Regions from separate parts of the Homo sapiens genome. Here all the other regions are linked to region 3. Evidence: chromatin contacts called from ENCODE Hi-C or POLR2A ChIA-PET data. All regions are on one chromosome and are shown on one strand. The core of a region is the stretch at or near the end of the contact, and the rest is flanking DNA. Distances in the headings are between cores, read along the strand shown. Region 1 has its middle 94 kb from the start of MIR4280. Region 2 has its middle 150 kb from the start of MIR4280. Region 3 holds the start of HAPLN1 (hyaluronan and proteoglycan link protein 1).

Region 1 (4,985 bases), core at 186-2,685, 3.3 Mb after region 3:
CATGCAGCTGAGGGTCACGGAAAATACCTGTACCGTTGCTTTCCAACAGATTGGCCTCAGGAAAGACCTTTTCCCTCAGCGCAACATAGATAGCTTTGCAGCTCGTCTGATTAGCATTCCTGCAGCCGCTCCATGTAGAGAGGGAGAAGGGCCCTGCCCACTCTGTAAGCCCAGCCCAGTGGGCACACCACCCATGGGGTTGCAGTGCCCATTATAGCCTTGGAATGGCCATCCACAGGTGCAACTGTACCAACCTCCCATAAGAATAGCCAAGGCTGCCGGGCGCGGTGGCTCATGCTTGTAATTCCAGCACTTTGGGAGGCCGAGGCGGGTGGATCACGAGGTCAGGAGATCGAGACCACGGTGAATCCCCGTCTCTACTAAAAATACAAAAAATTAGCCGAGCGTGGTGGCGGGCGCCTGTAGTCCCAGCTACTCGGAGAGGCTGAGGCAGGAGAATGGCGTTAACCCGGGAGGCGGAGGTTGTAGTGAGCCGAGATCGCGCCACTGCACTCCAGCCTGGGCGACAGAGCGAGACTCCGTCTCAAAAAAGAAAGAAAGAAAAGAAAAAGAAAAGAAAAGAAAAGGAAAGAGAGAGAGAGAGAGAGAGAGAGAGAGAGAGAGAGAGAGAGAGAGAAAAGAAAAGAAAAGAAAAGAAAAGAAAAGAAAAAAGAGAGAATAGCCAAGGCTATGTGTGCAGCAGTGGGTGGGGGAAGCTGGGAGGAGAAGTCCCCCTCTTATATCTGTTTCTGAGCACGGGTGCCACCTGGCCACTGAGATAAAACCATGATCCTCCCATACAGAGCCCAGAGCTGCACCTGCATCTGTGCTGGGAGGTATGAAATCACTTTCAGCTCCCAAGCAAGTAGCTTTAGAGCACAGGAGAGTGCCACCCTAATCTCCTTTGTCCCAAGGGGTGCTTTGTTGTGCTGTACTCTTCCTCCCCCAGGGACAATCTGCTTTAATTGTTAGACCTCCAGGAATTCTGCAGCTCCCCTGAATCCTGTCAGCCTTTTGTGGTTGTCAGAATTGAGCACAGTCTGAGCACATTCTGGTGAATGTCTGTTCAGGATTGAGTGATGCAAAAATAGAAAGCCTAAGACTGCCCGGGCAGGACAGAGTCCCACGATGGGTGGGACCAGTCTCAGCTCAAGTCTGGAGAGAGGGCAAGTAACCCTGCAGGGGTGGGAGCAGGTACACCAAATGCCTGGAGGCAAAAATGCCTGGAGATATAACCAGGCAAGGAGTAGAGAAGCCACCTCTGCACAGGAAGGGAGGGGTGGCCCATGTTCCCAATCCAGTCTGTGGAGAGGGAACCACCTCCCTCCCTCTCCTCAGAACCGGTAGGGCTCACTCCCTCAACTGACTAAGGTGACTAAGGCAGCAGGCTGGGGCACCCAACAATGTCACACACAGACTAGTCCCAGGTCACAAAGCTGTTTCTGGCTGCAAATCTCACTGCCTGGGAGAAACTGCAGCTTCAGCAAGTCTCCTCCCACTTCCGTCCTGTGATGTGAGAGAGCCCAGTTCCAGCTGCAATGGCTGGAGCACACCCCATACTCATTCTGGTCTCCTTCTGCAAACCAAGTACTCCAATCTCTGGCCAGAGACTAAAATGCCTGCAGCAGCCACCACTGCCAGCTTATCAAATAATGACTGACTTAGTATGAGCCCAGATTGAAAACAGAATCTTCCTCTCAGCCCTAGGTCTGGGAAATGCCTGCAGCTTTTTCCAGTGTCCTTTTTCTCTCTCAGTCTCCCAGACTCTCCCCAAGTTAGCTTCAGGGTTTGGGAGAAACAAGTTGCTCTCCCATAGCCTGGGTTACATAAACAGCCAGTGGAAAGGTGAGTGACAGAAGAAAACTCCCCCTCTCACATATCGGGGCTTCACACACTTTCCTCAGCCAAACACTGCCACACAGGCTGCTTGCCTACCTTCTCTTTCCCAAGTGTCTGAAGTATCCTTCACTTTTTTGGTGAATTCTTAATATTTCTTCTTGAATAAATCCTCACAGTGTTAATTTAGATGCACGATTTTGCTATTTCCAAGTAGACAAGGTATGCTAAAAGCCTTTAATCCACCATCTTGGGGTAAAATTCCTGATATTGGCAATTGAGTTCCTTTCAGGTTTTTTTCTTGATAAATATAGGTAAAGACTTACCAATTTCACTTATTTGTCCAGAAACCAAGTTTTGGCTTCATTAATTTTCTCTAATATTTTGCTGCTGTTAATTTCATTGATTCATTCCTTTATTTTTATTGTTTCTTCTTACTTTTGAGTTAATTTGATTTTTGTTTTGTGATTTCTTTTAAATATTTTTTAGGACAACAGAAATTTATGATCTCACAGTTTTGGAGGCTATAAGTCCAAAATAAAGGTGTCAGCAGTGTTGCACTCCCTCTGAAGGTTCTAAAGAAGCATTTTTCTTTGACATCTAATTTCTGATGACTCCTGCAGTCACTCCAATCTCTGCCTTGGTGGTCACATAGCTCTCTTCCTTCTGTATGTCTCCCTGTCTCTGTTTTCAAATATCTTTCTCCTTTCTCTGATAAAGATCCCAGTCTTTGGGTGACATCCTAATCCAGATAACCTCATCTTGAGTTGATAACATCTGCAAAGACCCTATTTGCAGACCTACATTCAGAAGTACCATAAGTTAGGACTTCAACATGTCTTTCATGGACACAATTCAACCCGCCATACTATTAAATAGGGAGGGATTTGACTCAGTTGTAACAGAAACATTATCTATTCACAGAAATCTGGCAGTAGAGTCAGTGGCAGATGTCGACATCTTTTTTTTTTTTTTTTATTTCAGTAGTTTTTTTTTATTTCAGTAGTTTTTTTTTATTTCAGTAGTTTTTTTTTTTTTTGGAAAACAGGTGGTTTTTGGTTACATAGATAAGTTCTTTAGTGGTAATTTCTGATATTTTGGTGCACCTGTCACCTGAGCAGTGTAAACTATACATAATGTACGGTCTTTTATCCCTCACCCTCCTCCCAACCTTCCTTTTGAGTCCCTAAAGTCCATTATACCATTATTATGCCTTTGCATTCATATAGCTTAGCTCCCACTTATAAGTGAGAACACATGATATTTGGGTTTCCATTCCTGAGTTACCTCACTTAGAATAATGGTCTCCAACTCCATCCAGATTGCTGCAAATGACATTATTTTGTTCCTTTTCATGGCTGAGTAGTATTCTATATTGTATATATACCACATTTTCTTTATCTACTCATTGGTTGATGGGCATTTAGGCTGGTTCCATATTTGTGCAATTGCAAATTGTGCTGCTATAAACATGCATCTGCAAGTGTCGTTTTCATATAATAACTTCTTTCCTCTAGGTAGATACCCAGTAGTGGCATTATAGTAGGTAGCTAGGGACAGGCATGAGCATGGCAGGAGAGGGCTCCCCCAAACCCCACCAGGAACGTCAAGTGACAATCAGGTGATGGTCAGGCAGTTGTTAACCATCTCTCGAAAATAATTGGTCACAGCCAGCACCAGGAAAAGGCAGTCTCCCTATAGATAGAAAAAACCTGAAACTGGTGATGAGCAGCTCTCCAATAAGATCTCAGGAGTTGGGTGAGTGGGCTTGAGCATGTGCAATAAGAGGCAAAATGGTGGAGTTTACTGTATATGACTCAGAGACATTCCACCAATAAGGGAAGAACACCTCAAGTGAGCATGCATTCGACTCCAGTAAACACGCTGCACATGCTCACCTCTCAAGTGCTAGCAGGCCACTGCACATGCGGGCAGCCCGCCCCAAGGGAAGAATCAGGGAAAAAGAAACAGAAGACCCTGGAAGTATGCCAACATATAAAACCCTAAGTCAAAAAGTCAAACCGTGCACTTGTCTTTCTAGTCACTTTTTTGGCCCTCTTCCAAGTATACTTTCTTTCCTTTTGTTCCTGCTCTAAAGCTTTTTAATAAACTTTTGCTCGTGCTCTAAAACTTGCATCAGTCTCTCCTTCTGCCTTATGCTGCTCAGTCAAATTCTTTCTTCTGAGGAGGCAAGAACTGAGGTTGCTGCAGATCCATACAGATTTGACACTGCTAACACTGGAATTGATGAGTCAAATGGTAGTTCTACTTTTAGTTCTTTAAGGAATCAACATACTGTTTTCCATAGTGGTTATACTAGTTTACATTCCCACCAGCAGTGTAAAAGTTATTTTCACAATATGGATTCTACCCATACATGAGCATGGGATGTGTTCCCTCCACACCAACATCTATTTTTTTTTTTTAATCATGACCATTCTTGCAGGAGTAAAGTGGTATCTCATTGTGGTTTTAGTTTGTATTTCCCTGATAATTAGTGATAATGAGCATTTTTTCATATTTGTTGGCCACTTATATATATTCTTTTGAGAATTGTCTATTCATGTCTTTAACCCAATTTTTGATGGGATTATTTGTTTTTTTCTTGCTGATTTGTTTGAGTTCCTTGTAGATTCTAGATATTAGTCCTTCATCAAATGCATAGTTTGCTAATATTTTCTCTCATTCTGTGGGTTGTCCATGTACTCTGCAGATTGTTTCTTTCGCTGTACAGGAGCTTTATAGTTTAATTAGGTCCCATATGTTTATTTTTGTTTTTGTTGCATTCGCTTTTGCATTCTAGGTCATGAATTTTTTGCCTAAGCCAATGTCTAGAAGAGTTTTTATGATATTATCTCCCAGAATTTTTATGGATTCGGGTCTTGTATTTAAGTATTTGATCCATCTTGAGTTGATTTTTGTATAAGGTAAGAGATGAGGATCCAGTTTCATTCTTCTACATGTGGCTTGCCAATTATCCTAGCACCTTTTGTTGAGTAGGGTGTCCTTTCCATACTTATGTTTTGTTTGCTTTGTTGAGGATCAGTTGACTATAAACACTTGGCTTTATTTCTTGGTTCTCTATTCTGTTCCATTGGTCTACATGGCTATTTTTATACCAGTACCATGCTGTTTGGGTGACGATACCC
Region 2 (4,990 bases), core at 786-3,285, 3.2 Mb after region 3:
GATAAATAAGGCACAAATGTATAATATATTTAAACATGTAATTCCAAAGACTTCTGATGGATATGAGTTGGAGGATATAAGAGAGAGAAGACTCATGGATGAATCCAAGGTTTCTAGCTAGGGAAGTTGTAAAGCTCTCTTTATTAATAAAATCAAAAAGAGATGGAAGATTCGGCAGGAAAGGCCAGATATCAGTATGGGACTTTCTGAGTTTGAAGTGCCTGCAGATATTTTTATGAAGATGTTCATAAAACATCTAGGAAATTAGATATTGATATCTGCAACTCTGGGAAAGACTTGTGATTTGAGGCATGGATTTCAGATTTATCAACGAAGAATTAGAAGATGAGCCCAGGATAAGTAGCTCATCCTGTAAAAGTAGGTAGAACTGGAGGGGGAAAAGGCTGAAATTGAAATCCAGAAAAGTCGACATTCAAGTAGCAAGAGTTGAGGAGGAAACAGAGAATATTCAGGTAGTCAGGAAGAGAGACAGGAGAGAGCTTCTCATAGAACTCAAAGGAAGTCAAATTTCAATGAATGATTGAACCAGATAACAAATAAGATGACTGAAAAAAATTACCACTTGACTGGATAATTTGGAAAAATCTGATGACCTTATTGCAGCATATTGAATTGGGAAACCAGAGTACAAAAGCTGGAAGAAAAAAAAAACTGTAAAGGGAAAATGGTACATCACTGGCAGTTAGCAGTGAAGGAAAGAGCACGATAGAGCTTACGGCTTGAAAAAGTGCCAGAATCAAGAAAATGCTCTGTCTCTGGGAAGTTCTGCTTTCTGTTCCCTGATCAGGGACCAGAGAGGGGCAAAATCTTCCTTTGATCCTAACTCCCTATTTTTTATTTTTCCTCTCTCTTGATCCCCTTGTCTACTTTTCAGATTTAGCCTCACCTTGTAAGTGCTTCCTTTCTGAGGTGTAGGTAAGAAAGATTGAGATTCCATCCGCACGAGACAAACCCAGCAGTTCGGAGCAGTCAAGACAGGTTTGACGGTTTACGGGTTGAGGGGAGATAGATGTGCCAGCTACTGAGGAAACTATGTTTTCCCATTATACCAAAATAGGAACATCCCTCTTAAATTCAAAAGAGCCACTAAACTTCACAGAACTCTTCACCCAAACATTCAGCAAGCCTAAAGCACTTCCATTTTTCTTAATTTGACTTATTTTTACCTCTATATGTCTTTCTTTATTTCCAAGTGATTTTCTTGGCTTCTATCTTCCTGTTGGGTATTTCCCAAATGTTTTGAAAATTCCAACTGACATTGTAAACTTTTTTACTGAGTTGAAAAACTTTATTATGGGGCCTTCTCTCCCTAACCCCCATTTTCAAATGTAAACCAAGTTGGTTTAATTCTAGAGGCCATATGTAATATTTATGAAACCATAAGAATTGTCTAGGAGGGGAAGGGTATAATTTAAATACTAGTTTAGACCATATTCAGCCTTATATAAGTCTTATGAAATACATAGTTAATCTAATTTATAAGCTACAGTTTACGAAAATACACAGCACATTTGGTGCTTATTTCAAAATGGCTCTTTTTTAAAAAAAAAAAAAGTATTGTCAGTTACTAAAGTGAAACTATTCTTTTTTTCAGTGTCACTGCCCCATTTTATATTTTTTTAAAATCACTTGCTTTTATATTAATGTAAATCAACCAATGCCTGTCTCAGGAAAGATTCCATATGGTTCAGTCCAAAACCACTCTCTGCCAAACACATGGAGGTGTCTCACCCACTGGAGAAACTGACAAATGTAAACTCATGAAAATAGAAGGGCCTTTGTTCTCTTGTTCCTCGTGGGCTGCCTTTCAACCTGCCCATGGCCCCACGGCAGGCGCTTATCCAAGGCAGGAAGTATTCTGTCTGAGTATCTTTGAGCTTTGCTCTTGTTCCAATTCCAGAAAACCACAGATTCGTTTATTTGCAATATTTCCAAAAATTTAAATGGCCTAAGGAAATGAGTTAGATGGAGCAGTTAGTAATTTGTCCCTTTAAATTCCCAGTGTTTGTTTCCTGAAGATTTAACAATTTCAGTGTGCCTTTCTAGAGAATTAGTAAGCCAAAATAAACATCAAAATTCTTAAGCTGTGATTTCTGATTTCTTGTTGAATAGCACCACCTCATGGTTATTCTCCTTTCTTAATTATTACAAGAGATGGCTGGCAATATTTGATTTCCCATTCTTACATGTTTTACTTTATAGCCATGACTAAAACTAAAATATGTTCAAATATAGTTTAAATAAACTCGTTTTTCTGGTGCAGCTATTTCTATTTACCCACCACCTCATCATTTGCCCCTGAAGTTTCATTTTCCTACTCCTTTGAACACCTAGCACATCATTTTCTGTATAATGAATGCTGTATGGATGTGTGTTAAATGAATCAGTCTTTGTCAGTCTCACTATTTCTACTACCATCTATATAATGATGGGTTTTAATTTAGTTTTCTTCTTAATCCATTCTAAAATTCAGTATCACTCATGCAAATATATGTAACTGAATGTCAAATAATTTCTTAAAACATAATACATAAACAAAATTTCTCATCTTTTCTTTTTATAAAAGTCTGTAGCATTATTACTTTTGAAATCCTATTTAGAATCTTACAGACAACCTGATTCTTTGTCTTTCCTTATTTCAAATTATAATATTGTCCTTTCTATACCATATCTTTCCTTTCTTTTTCCTCCTCAGCTAAATCTTTGGTTCAATTTTTGTCAAAGTTATGCTGAAGTTACAGCTATTTTACCAGCCACCTCTTTTTAAGCAGATCCTTCTCAGCTTTATTTCAAAACTCATGCTTTTCTGCTGAATTCAAAAATTAAAATTAAAGAATACTATAAAAGTTCCATTTGAAACCATTGGCATCATTATTCTTTCCATTAAAGCACTCCCCCAAATAAAGATAAATATTTAGGTATAAGGATATTCAATATCACTTATTTATAACACTGTAAGACTGGAAACAAAGTAAATGTCCAACTGACAAGGAGATAAATGCCTCTACTAGCAGAAGTGGATAAATTATTGTACATTCATGCAATGGAATGTTAAGCAATCATTAAGAATATTGTGTTTAAGCAAAAATTGGTATTAAATGAAAAGAGCAAAATTTTTAAAAAAACATCAATACAATCTTTTTTTTTTTTTTTTTTTTTTGAGATACGGTCTCAGTGTCACTAGGCTGGTGTGCATGCAGTGATTTGATCATGGCTTATTGTAGCCTTGATCTCCCAGACTCAAGCAATTCTCCTGCCTTGGCCTCCTAAAGTGCTGGGATTACAAGCATGAGCCACCTCACCCGGCCACAGTCATATTTTTTAAAAATATATGTGCAAAGGCCAGAAAAAAATATGCAAAATGCACACCAGATTTGTTGTTAATAATAGGTCTTTTTTGTATTTTTCTAACCTCTTCCTATATTGTGCTGATTTTATTAGAAAGGATGAATTAATTATACAATAAAATTATAAATGTACTTAATTCTTCTTGCTCTATCCAAATTAGCATTTAATTCTGAGTTATAACTCATCAGTTCATGTAAATTTTAAAATTTTAATTTTAAATATTTCTTTTCCTTTCTCAAAAGAGACAGCTACTCTAAAGCACCTTAAAATAGGAGACTCCATCATGTAAGGCACTTAATGAAATATTTAAAATAAAAATGTACATGTGATTAGTTGTCAAGCTCAGGTAAGTTCCCTTAAACAAATTCAACCCATAGTCAGAGAGTTTCATATAAGAAAATGAGTTGAAGAATTCTCTCATCTTCATAACTACAAACCACTCTGGTAAATTGTCCACTTGGAATGGAAGTTGATCAAAAGCTTATAATGGAAAAATATGGTGGCAAGTGTATCTTACCAATCCTTTTCCAATGGCTGTTTATTTAGATACACAAGGCAGTCTGATCTCAGTGAATGGAGGTAATGGTCACAGACCCAGCCGCCTCATGTATTCCATATACAGCTTCTCACTTCAGTGCCTTGCACTGCCACCGACAAAGCTGTGGTGATTACAACATCAATAGTGGTGAAGAAAGGGGAAGATGAAAGGAAAAACATGGAAAAAAGAAAAGAAGGGGACTTAGTAAAAACAATATAGTAATGTATGTATTAAGCGCTTCTCTTATGCTGGGCTCTGTGCTCAGCTCTTCTCATACCTTGCCACACTTTATTTTATTTATTTATTTAGAGACGGAGTTTTCACTCTTGTTGCCCACGCTGGAGTGCAATGGAGCAATCTTGGCTCACTGCAACCTCTACCTCCCAGGTTCAAGCTATTCTCCTGCCTCAGCCTCCCAAGTAGCTGAGATTACAGGCATGCGCCACCATGCTCAGCTAATTTTTTGTATTTAGTAGAGATGTGGTTTCACCATGTTGATTAAGCTGGTCTCAAACTCCTGACCTCAAGTGATCCACCCACCTCGGCCTCCCAAAGTGCTAGGATTACAGGCGTGAGCCACCGTGCCCAATCCATACTTTATTTTCACAGTGACTTTAGGAGGCAGTGCACTATCATCATCTCTGTTTACTGATAAGGACACTGAGATTTATGAAAGGTTGCCTACTATCAGTAGGGGGCAGATTTGTTGCTTCAAAACCATGCTCAACCACTCTTCTGACAGTCGGCCATGGACTATGAAACGTATTTCAGGTATGTCCTTGTGAGAGGGATAAGAATAAAAGAAGGAGTGCAGAGATTTGATTGGATCCATGTACAGCAAATAAATTTTACCTTATTATTGGAATCTCAAATGCAGACTCTAGATGTCCTCAGAGAAGAAAGAAAGAAAGAATTTTAGTCATGTGACTAAAATTGTGCAAGAGAACAACAGGCGTGAAAGTGTAAGCAAATGCCAGAGCCTGGCTCTATTTAGTTTTCATTGACTCTCAAGAATACCTTTTATTACGAGATTTCTCAAAATGAAACTGTACCAATGTTCACAATTCTAATGCTTCTTCTTCA
Region 3 (4,312 bases), core at 935-3,434:
ACTACTCATGGCTGCAGGATGTCAGAAAATTAATTTGAAGCACTATCAAAATTATTTTCAAATTTGCCTGGTATTTCGTCAGAATTTTAACTGGTGAGAGATCATGATCTTAAAAATGCAATCTGAAAAATAAAATGTGCATGGGGCAAAAAGAAATGAAAAAGAAAACTAGTATTTTCTAAGGAAGGGAGTCATTTTCTGAATATAACTTTTGTTCATCTTTACAAAGATGAAGTGCATTGCTATCTTAAGATTCAAAGGACTTCTTCAACTGTTCAGAAAATACCAATATTCCACACCTAAGATGCTAAAAGGCAGGATTGTTTAGTAGACCGTTTACTCATAAAGTATCTTTCTGTGTACTCTGAATGTATTTATCCTGGATGTGTTACTTGCTCCCAAAGGAAGGAAAAGGAAGTGAAACCACTAGGGATATAATGAATTGATTCTTCTCTGTGAAAGTCTCTTCAGTACTTCTAAATTACAGTGTCAGTCATTCCTCTGAGAGACAGGGCCTTGCTGAAAATAAATGGCTCATTTTATAAATAAGTACATAATGTTTCCCCACCTTCTTGTTTCTCATAGAAAGCCCAGGCCCATAAGGCATTCCTGTCGAGAATACTGGCCTCTGGGTACATTCCTCCTGTAGAGCAGTGGTCTGTTGAGGTTGTTGGTTATCTCTTGTTCATTTAATTAGCCTTAAGTAAAATTACTTCTTATCTAGTTCTGTTTTTAAGCTGTTTCCAATTTAGTGGAAGAGGTCATCAACAAAAGTATAAATTCATTTCTTAGCTGAAACAATTAAATTTTTTAAAATGGGTGGTATAAAAGTGACTAAAGACTAAAGCTAATATCTGAAGAGTCCTTTGGTATACATTATATTTTACTGAATGGAAGAGAAACTTTCATTTTTGTAGGTAAATGGAATTTGTTAACTGATATAAGAATTATGAATCATATCACATTAAAAATTCTCCAAAGATAACTACTATGATATACTTTTGATAGAACAATATTCCCATTCCATTAAAATACTGAAATGACTGAAATGTGTATAAAATCTCTGCAAATTTAGTACACAGAAATAATCACATAGAAATAGTTACCAGAAACTACAATTGTAATGAATAAATATTACATTCATTTAGAAATCAATCCACAGCCTTAATTTCTTAAGAACTATTAGCTTCCAAGAAGCCAGCCAGTATGTTTGATTTTATGACATCACACTGGAACATGTACAGGAACACTTTCCACCCTAAAAATTCCCAAATGTACTGGCCACTGTGTGTATTTTTCCAGTGATAAATGAAAATAAAGCAACTTATTCTCAAATTAATAAGCCATCTTATTTTGAACACAACAGTCACATTCAATGGAAGAAAACTACTTAATCGAAGCCCAAACAAGTTTAGGTTTGTTTTTGGTGGGGAACAGTCTCAACATACAAATAATTTCTTTAAGCAACTTTTAACAGTAATCTTAACTATGACTATAAATTCTCTTCAGTGCATTCAAATTATCCATCAACATCATTGTATATATGAAATGCATCATCATTCTATGATCTTAAGTTCATAATTAGCTGGAGAAGGAAGCCTGGGCCAAAAATGGCAACATTTCTAAGATTATTAATCTAACAGGTATTACCTATGCCTAAAGTAACTTTCTTTTTCACATAACCCTATATATTCTCTGAAACAAAATTCATAAGCCTGGCTGGACATTCCCATTCCTCACCTTTCCCTTCAGCCTATACTATCCTTGTTTCATCTCAGGTGCTATAAAAATGGTTGTTGAGATACAGATAGAAAAGTCACCACTTGGAAACCATGACCCTACCAGATTTACAGGAGCACTAGCAGAAGCTAAGATACTAGAGTTAATTCTTTCTCCATTTTTAGACTGAGCCTGTTTATTGTAGTGAAATATTTTATCCGACAATATGAAACTTTTTTAAAAGTTGAGGTGTCATATTAAATTCAAATGAAAACTAAACTCAAAAGAAAAGAATAAAATTTGTTTAATGTATATATACATTGCATGTGTATTGCCCTCTGAAATCTTAAAGGCACAAAGGTATAACCAAAAGAGGGGGAAACAATTTGCAAGTTTTACCTTGTCCTGAAATCCAGGAGTTCGGATGCTCTCAAGTTCTGCTTAAGTTGGAAGCTGGAGATCAAGTGAAGCTAGCGCTCTTTCTCCTCACCTTAAGTTTGTCTCTGGGCGAGTGTGAGAGTGTGTGTGTGTGTGCGTGTGTGAGTGTGTGTGCAGAATGTCTCTTTGTGGCGCTGGATGGCAGAGGTCCTGATCCTGGGAAGAAGGAGGCACTTTCTCACCAAGAGCAGAAGAAAAGCAAAGCGTCACCAGGAAAGTTCTCCTCCCAAATCCCCTAATTACAGCCTAATGTGCACTTCATGCAAACTTCAGGGAGGAAGGGAGGGGCAGCTCTGTGCCCAGACCTTGTAAAGCAGCAGCCTCTTAGATGACTTTCCCCTCTGCTCAGATCCCGAGTATCCCGCTCTGGGGTTTAGGAAAGCCGGCCGCTACAGCCACACAAGCCCCCACCACACCACACCTCCCGAACCCGAACCCTCATCAGTCCTGGGTCTGTCCAGAAGGGATGGGACAAGGGGTCTGTGGAATGATCTGCGGGGCAGCGGTGTGAGCAGACTCCTCAGGACAGTCAGTTTGCGCTTTGTTTTATTAGCCTCTGCTTAAAAGAAAAATCCAAGGGTCGGAGAGGTCCTCTCTTTCCCGCCTTCCCCTCACCAAAGGAGATCAAGGATAACAGACAATGATGATAGTGGCACATAAAGCTTCTTAAACTGGAGATGGCCTTCCACCCAAATCACCAGAAGCATATTTTCTGGTTTACTGGACTCAGTATTGGTGTTGAGTTTAAATTTCTCTTAACAAACAACTGCTATTGTATCCTTGGATGACAGAGCTCAAAGAACCTGGATTTATTTATAGAACGAGGAATGCGAGGGGGAGACGGGATGGGTGGGGTTGGGTTGTGGATCCATAACCAGGATTAGAACCAGATGGGCACAGGGCGCGCGCGCGCACACACACACACACACACACACACACACACACACACAGACACACACACCCCTGAAATAACCAGTGGGGAAGATGCTGGGACACGCGGGAAAACGCCTCCTGAACAAATAGACGTTTATTTATAACTTCTGGGAGAGTATATAGGTCCATTGATTCCCGCCTTGAGTAACCAAGGGTTTTGGAGAGGAAATGGCTTCATATTTCAATAACAGAGCCACCTTTGATGGAGTCTAGGAAGGGGAAAAAAGAAACACACCGCAGGAAGCAAACGGCTGTTGGAGCAGCCGGGAGGAGGGAGCGGGGCTGGCCCTGGGACTGAGGACAAGCAAACAAGCTCGAGGGGCCCGCGGCCAGGGTGGAGGCGAGACGCAGGCCGTCCCCGAGTTGCAGCGAGCAGGGCCCGGTGTCGCGGAGCGCTGGGGACGTGCGGGGATTCGCGGCCGTGCTCCCGGCTCCAACCTCCGGCCCCGGCGGGGCGGCGCGGGCGGGACTGCGGGCTTCTTAAGGCCGCCGCCGCCGCTCGGGCTGTGGCGCGGGTTGGGGAGAGGGTTCCGTGGGCCGTAGGGACTGAGGGAGTCGTAAGTCGATGAGCTAGTGGGGCAGGAGGATGGGCGGGTCCAGGGCGTCCTGGAGGTGCAAGGTGGGATGGGAGGACCTGAGGGGCAGCCAAGCTGCTGGGGAAGCCGCCGGGACGGGGGCTCTGGCCGACAATGCAGGTGGCCGGTGTGCAGATGAGCCAGCGCGCGGGGTGCGGCCGCCGGGATGCCCGATCCGAGTCGCGCGGGTGGCGGCGAGCGGCGCTATTGTCTTAAAGATAAAGCCTAAGCCACGGGGACTGCCTCCTCCTGGACTCTGGAGAGAGGCGGGAGAGATTGCAGGGGAAAAAAGGCTTCTTCCCGCGTCTTCTGAGAGATTTCACCAGTTCTTGCCTCTGGGCTCCCCCTTGCCATTCTGTCTTTGGTAAATCAACACGTGCCTCTTGGAAAGGTTTCATTTCAAAGACAAACGGAACACTCACACACCCTCCCTAAATGAAGACAGTTATATTCAAAATGAATTCTTCATCAGGCGTTCAACACCTTTCTTGGAATTCCAAAACCTGGGTGAGGGCGCTTCTCTTATTTTTCTGTTTCCCCTCCCGCACAGGGAACAGGTTTTGCAGTTTTATGTCCCTAATCTAGTGGCTATTGAGGCAGCTGTTATATAGGCCTCTACATTAACTGCCAATAAAAATAAGATACAT

Evidence for each region. Hi-C counts contacts between places; a loop is a spot of excess contacts on that map. ChIA-PET counts read pairs that join two places held with the same protein, here RNA polymerase II (POLR2A). Pooled maps may share reads with other maps.
Region 1: a loop to region 3 is called in a map of heart left ventricle, with 8 times the contacts of the local background. The contact joins the enhancer-like site here to the promoter of HAPLN1 in region 3. A Hi-C loop is called at or near these places in 59 of 168 maps with a recorded cell type or tissue (A673, B cell, CD4-positive, alpha-beta T cell and 35 more), 25 of 37 single-sample maps with no recorded cell type and 45 of 50 pooled maps. POLR2A ChIA-PET finds 5 or more read pairs at or near these places in 1 of 52 experiments (HCT116).
Region 2: a loop to region 3 is called in a map of heart left ventricle, with 13 times the contacts of the local background. The contact joins the enhancer-like site here to the promoter of HAPLN1 in region 3. A Hi-C loop is called at or near these places in 36 of 168 maps with a recorded cell type or tissue (A673, CD14-positive monocyte, CD4-positive, alpha-beta T cell and 27 more), 12 of 37 single-sample maps with no recorded cell type and 37 of 50 pooled maps.

Annotation. Positions count from the first base shown.
Region 1 is chr5:87,018,841-87,023,825 of GRCh38, forward strand. No RefSeq gene overlaps it. Among named protein-coding and RNA genes, the nearest start is that of MIR4280, 94 kb to the right of the region's middle. RefSeq lists enhancers at 1,431-1,490, 1,521-1,640. Within about 2 kb of position 1,436, at least 12 of the 41 ENCODE cell types and tissues checked have a DNase peak (open chromatin) inside an H3K27ac peak, as active enhancers do; they include CD8-positive, alpha-beta T cell, GM12878, ascending aorta and 4 more, where a contact is called at or near this core.
Region 2 is chr5:86,966,541-86,971,530 of GRCh38, forward strand. No RefSeq gene overlaps it. Among named protein-coding and RNA genes, the nearest start is that of MIR4280, 150 kb to the right of the region's middle. Within about 2 kb of position 2,036, at least 7 of the 41 ENCODE cell types and tissues checked have a DNase peak (open chromatin) inside an H3K27ac peak, as active enhancers do; they include PC-3, Panc1, body of pancreas and 2 more, where a contact is called at or near this core.
Region 3 is chr5:83,718,671-83,722,982 of GRCh38, forward strand. HAPLN1 (hyaluronan and proteoglycan link protein 1) reads right to left here and starts at 2,185. Exons shown (of 5, transcript NM_001884.4): 1 at 2,119-2,185. RefSeq lists a silencer at 3,770-3,829.